Regions from separate parts of the Homo sapiens genome. Here region 2 is linked to region 1. The links are chromatin loops, found by intact Hi-C in ENCODE. Cell type or tissue: GM12878. All regions are shown on one strand. Each heading gives the region's core, and the rest is flanking DNA. Links, peaks and the distances in the headings are about the cores only. Region 1 has its middle 870 kb from the start of MIR924. Region 2 has its middle 950 kb from the start of MIR4318.

Region 1 (2,925 bases), core at 184-2,683:
GATTATATCTGGCACCCTGAGTGATATAATAAAAAATATCAACAATTTTGTCAATCTCTACCCAGTGCCCTTAACAAACCATGTTCCCCTCAGAAACACAGAGACAATCACAAATACTGCTATTAAGGATTCACATTCTGTGACCTCTAGGGCTTGACCTCTTGGAAATATGCATTGTTCTGGGAATTCAGAGAAGGGAGAGAAATGCAGACTGGAAGATATGAGGTTGCAGATGGGAAGAGGCCTTAAGTAAAGACCGGAAGCATGTCCAGGGTTTGATGGTTTGAGGAGAGTGGGACACATTAAAGAAGGAGAATAGTTTAATTGAAGACCCAGACAGGGGCATGTGGAGAAACATACAGGAGACTGATGATATCAGAGAAAACCACAGCCATGGTTGGACAACTGGAGTTGGCCCCAAAATATCCAAAAGATTTGATTGTAAAATAAAAGTTCAGAGAAGTGAAGTGACTTATTCAAGGTCACAGAGCCAATGAGTAGCCAAGTCATAAATGCATCCTTTAGTCCGGGCCTCTTTTTGATTCTGTGTTCTAAGGTTCCCACGGAGTTTGAGTCAGCATTCTAGGTATTAGGGCAAATACATAGAGGCACACACATTTGATCAATTTTTATAAGAATCGTAAATTCGGAAATCCACACATAGTCAATGCTAGTAACTGTCACCTGGACCTGATATAAAAGCCAGGTCTGAAAATGCAGCCTGAAAATGAGCCTGCTTCAGTCTGGAGTTTTCCATTCACACAGCGAATACAGCCCACATCTAACAGACACCCTGTATGATATGCACATGAGTTGCATATGGATAACTGCACACTGGTTACATGACTTCTCGCTGAGGCCCTGCTTCCCATGGCATTACACTGGGCATCGCTTAGGCCCACAGTACGTCTCATGAATGATTTGCTCCTTGCACTGGTCCATGTCCTGTTCCTTTTTGCTCATAATAAGGTAAAGTGCCCCAGCACATTTTTGTCTCCTACTTATTCCTGTTTCTGTGTTCCATTTCTTGGTTCTAATCTCCATTAAAATAAAGACTAGAAAGGAGAATATCCCCCAAATAATGGGTAGAGTCTTGACATCAGGAATGGTACTCTATACCTAATTGGGCACAAGTCATGACTTGGCTACTAACTGGCTTTGTGACCTTGAACAAGTCACTTTACTTCTCTAACTATACCCAACTGGGCACAAGTCATCATCTACCTTCTTTCTGTTTTCCTGAAATGAGTCACTGTCTTCTCACCTTCTTTGTAAGCTCCTCTATGCAGGAACTGTGCTTTATGCTTTGTCCTCCAACCCACAAAAACACAAATTGCCCAGCCTAAAATTTGGGCATCTAGCATCTAACAACTGTTGATTGATGGGTGGATTGGTTGAAAGCAGAATGAGTATTACTGGCCAAGTAATTATGCTGATGGATGAAGAGAAAGGAAACGAAATTCATTAATGCAAGTATCATTGTAGCCTTCTCTGCAGCAGTTTCCCTATTTTTGTGTATCTTGTTTATCCCCATCTCCCCTGGAATGCCTTGTGTGGTTATCCAAGAATATCTTCCCTACACTTTCTCCCCCTCATGTAAACTCTCACCTCTTTCTTCCCCTGGTACCTCCTGTGCCTTCTCGGGGTTTGAATTCTTAAAAGAGAACATGTAAACATTCTCCTGCAGCCTGCTGCCTGCCAGAGCCAAAGGCGTTGTCAGCGACAAGCCAGCAGCGGCAGCACGGTGCTGGGCTGTGTTTTTGCAAGTACAAGACAGAAAATCCATGTAATTACCTCTGAAGCCTGAGAAGCTGTGCCGCCTGACAGAACAGCATGTGTAGGAAGCACTTTGTCAGGACTCTGCTGACTAATTTCCCACTCCACCTGGGGTTGTGTGTGTGAGTGTGTGTGTAGGCGTGGGTGTGTGTGAACATGCTGGCGTCTGTAAGTCCCACCAGCAGCTCCCTCATATTTAACTCCAAGACTCCAGCCCCTCTCTTATTTACTGGCAATCCCAGCACTGCTTTATCTTAATTCAGAGGAAATCTGGGCTTTGGAAGGCCCTCAAGATAGCCTTACAACATGGCAGGAGGCAGTCTTCCCTTTCCCTGGCATTCAGTGCCGCTGTTCAGAAATAGAGCAAAATCTACTTCCTGCAACACATTGGCCATAAAGAAGTCCAAACCCGGCATTCCTGAAGGTGAGAAAACCAAATCTTCCCAAAGTAGAGTCCCTGCTTCATCCTGAGAAGCTGTAGGACCCAGAGCATCTCAACACGTGCTCTTGGATCTTGCACCCTCATTCATTTAAAGGTGTTGCAAATTAGCTTGAATGTCTAGGTCCACTTTCCAGGGGAAACCTAGACTGAGAGGGAAGTCCCATGGAGTCAAAGAGGAGGGATATAGTTATTCTTTATCTTGCCTTACTACAATTATGAACCTTGGATGATTCTTTACCTCTTGCTGACTGATAACCACATATGATGAGGGGATAATTGAGTGACAGAACTGGGTTCAAAGCATATGGCTGTTAGTGACTACATTGGGGCTTTCCCCACGAAATTGCAATATCTTAAGGTAGAAGGTTTGGTCTTTTTTTCCTCCATCTCTGTATCACCAGCACATGTAACAGTGTTTGGCACACAGTAAGGACACAATAAATATTTGTTGAATGAATGAAAGAATTAATAAATGAACGCATCAAGACAATTCAGCTTTCTAAGTTTCTTTTTTTTTTGACATGTTAAAAAAAGTTCAATAACATTTATTTCCAAGGTTATAGTGTAGTTGAATGGAATAAAACAGTCATGGGACTCTATATAAATAGGCACTACCTTATTTCCCTATCATCAAAAACGAACAGCTTAAGGAACATTTTTCCCCAATTAATGGTTGGCACCCTGAATATGATTCACTCTATGACATG
Region 2 (2,925 bases), core at 222-2,721, 140 kb after region 1:
TTTGAAAACCAACAAGAATTTGTTTAATAAAGGTAAAATAGGTAACCTCACTAATAATATTAATAATCCTGGATCATTGTCATTCCCAATCATCTCCCTCTTGAGGAGTAGACCCTGAACCAGGTACCTTCTGAGAAGCCCTGTCTAGTGCTGGGAATCTGTGAATGATCTTTTTCTAGTCTACATGAATGATGTCACAGTGTGGCCTTTCTTGTTTCCTTGGTTCTTGGTGCATACATCCTTTGTCTGGTTATTGATTTCATAATCAGTCCATAAAAATGTTGATTAGTGTTTTGTTTATTTTCCATTTTCTTCCAATTTCTTTGGCCTTTAATATTACTTAGGAAATATTACTTCTCACTTTCAGGCCAATAATTTGTACCAGTATTATCATTATTAATGGTAATTAGCTATTATTAGTGATGATGATATAGCTTGTGGTCTACTCAGTGCTTCACAGTTATAATGATAGAGTTTCCTATCTCTCAAACGTGTCTAGGAAAGTGCATACATTCCCAAGTATAGAAAGAATGGGGAAAGAAAGAGGCATATGCTCTTTTTCTCTCAACTAGAGATGCACTGATTTTGTGCGTGTGTGTGTGTGTGTGTCTGCCCACACATGCACATGTGTACCCCCAAATTCCCCATGGACTAGATACTTTCATGATCCTTAATTTACGTAATAGAAAACTTAAGTCCAGAGAGGTTAGGTGACTTAGCTATGGTCACACAGCTAATAAGTGTCAGAGACAGGATCCAAAAGAAGTTTAATAGCTTCTTGCAATATTTTTAAAATATAGATTATTTTGCCTATTATTGTTGCTATTGGAATTACAGTAATACACATTTTTAGACCAGGAGGAATCATTTATACAATATAATTTGTCCTTGTAAGTTAAATTGATACAAGGGAGGTGATTAATGGGGGTTTATATGGATGAGGGAGCTCAGGGAGACAGGTTTGAGCTACTAACAGGAAGAACCCAGGGGATCCAATGGTTGTGAAGTAAGGAATATGGGAGAAGGAAAAAGTGACTATCTCTATTGACATGCAGCATATGCACTATTGCTCAATTGTAGACCAAACGTTTTGAAAATCCTGAATTCATAGGGACTTTTGCAGTCATGAAAATTGTAAAAAATGGTAAGATAAAGAGATACATTGGATGACTAAGGATTGTATCAGGAGGTATCTGTGTCACCACTGGTAGATACAAGTCTGGATATAGATGTAAAGACTCTAGCAGATAGCAAGAGGATATATGAATTTATAATTTTAGCCCTAGGAAGGAAATTAGAATTGTGTTGGCCTAGTCTACTTTATCCAATTTCCAGATGAATGTACAGGCGTAGTCATCTGTCCACAGTCACGCACACAAGAAACCAGTTGTCATGTCAGGCTGTTTAATGTTCTTTCCGCCTCCCCAGTCTTCTGCTTTGCCTCAGTGGAAATTCACCCTGAGATGCCCCCTGCTCCTGTCTTACTGTAGCTCTACAGCAACTGCCTACTCTGAAACAATTTTTTTTTCTCAGGCTCAGCAGATAGAAGTGTGGTGGCACACCTTCCCAGTGAACAGAGGAAGACAGATGCTGTTCAAGGAGGCATCTGCGAGTCCTTTCACTCGTTGGCACCTGGGCATCCACAGTGTGCACGTATATGCAAGCAGAGTCTCACTTTCCATTTTCAAACTCACAGCTCAGTTCTAATAATAGCCTGTGGTGAGACCTGTCCCCAGAGGCTGTGATTCTTCCATGCGGTGGAGCAGCCACTTCTAAAACCAGCCCTCTGTTCTGCTTTTCTTTAAGGGAAAGCTCTTGGGAAAATCCCACTTAGAGGCATGTTCAAGAACAGCAAGCGGCAGTGGTGTCTTCATCTCAGAACAGAACTAACCTCAGTCTAAGCTAAAAAAAAAAAAAAAAAAAAAAAGGGTATGAGCAGTGAGAAATGGTTCAGCTGAAGTTCTGGTTTGAGTGCCACAAACTTTCCACATAAATGAATTAAAATAATTCTGCTTTTGGATAGCCATACAGGATTACATCTTCTAACATTTGTTAAATATTTTGAAAAGTGACTGGACTGATAATAGTTGATTAGGACATAACTTTTGCCAGTTTTCTCATTTAAACTCACAGAAATAGCACAGGCTTCAGGGACTAATATGATATGTTGACAAAGCACCAGACTAAAAGTTCAAATGACTTAGCTGGGCACTGTGGTTCACACCTGTAATCCCAGCACTTTGGGAGGCAGAAGTGGGAGGCCTGCTTGAGCCCAGGAGTTCGAGACCAGTCTGGGCAACATAGGGAGACACCATCTTTACAAAAATTTTTAAAAATTAGCCTGGGAGGATTGCTTGAAGCCTGGGAATTTGAGGCCGCAGTGAGCCATGATGTGCCACTACACTCCAGCCTGTGTAACAGAGAAGGATCCTGTCTCAAAAAATAAATAAAAGCTCGGAAGACTTTTTCTTTGTAACCCTCACCACCCATCATAAGCAGCATACTTATACTGCTAGTTTGCTTTGTTACCTTATCAGTTATCTCTCTGGTCCGTTATCTCATTGGTAAAATAGGGATCATAACTGATAGAAATGGCTATATTTGATTATATACATTCTCTGTCATTGGTTTAAAGCATCTCATCTGAAAGTAGGTGTAATAATATTTCTATATTCTATGAATGAGAAAACTAAACCTGAGAAATTAGATGCCTTACCTAATGTCATGAAAGTAGTTAATGGTAGCAACAGAATTAGGGCCCAGGACTTCTAACGCTTGGTTCAGTGTATTTTTAAATACACCAATGATCACAGTTCAAACAGAAGCCTGCCACTGAACAGTTTTGTTGTACCACAGCTGGGGCCCTACTTCACGGGCTGCCAATAGCATTGAGTGAGCAAGTGGGCATGAAGTTGTCCAATGGAG

What was found. A loop is a pair of places that touch in the nucleus more often than their neighbours do. Peaks named below come from ENCODE experiments on the same cell type or tissue, not always from the same donor. Only the 100,000 strongest peaks of a DNase experiment are listed, where the experiment ranks them.
Region 2: it touches region 1 in a loop (2.3-fold over the local background); 2 of 110 quality-filtered maps call a loop at or near these places.

Annotation. Positions count from the first base shown.
Region 1 is chr18:38,750,990-38,753,914 of GRCh38, reverse strand. No RefSeq gene overlaps it. Among named protein-coding and RNA genes, the nearest start is that of MIR924, 870 kb to the left of the region's middle. RefSeq lists silencers at 1,226-1,275, 1,705-1,784. In GM12878, for the core only: no CTCF peak of the experiment used is centred there; a DNase peak (open chromatin) is centred at 1,278.
Region 2 is chr18:38,610,072-38,612,996 of GRCh38, reverse strand. No RefSeq gene overlaps it. Among named protein-coding and RNA genes, the nearest start is that of MIR4318, 950 kb to the right of the region's middle. RefSeq lists an enhancer at 1,623-1,932. In GM12878, for the core only: no CTCF peak of the experiment used is centred there; a DNase peak (open chromatin) is centred at 1,716; H3K27ac peaks cover 2,341 bases.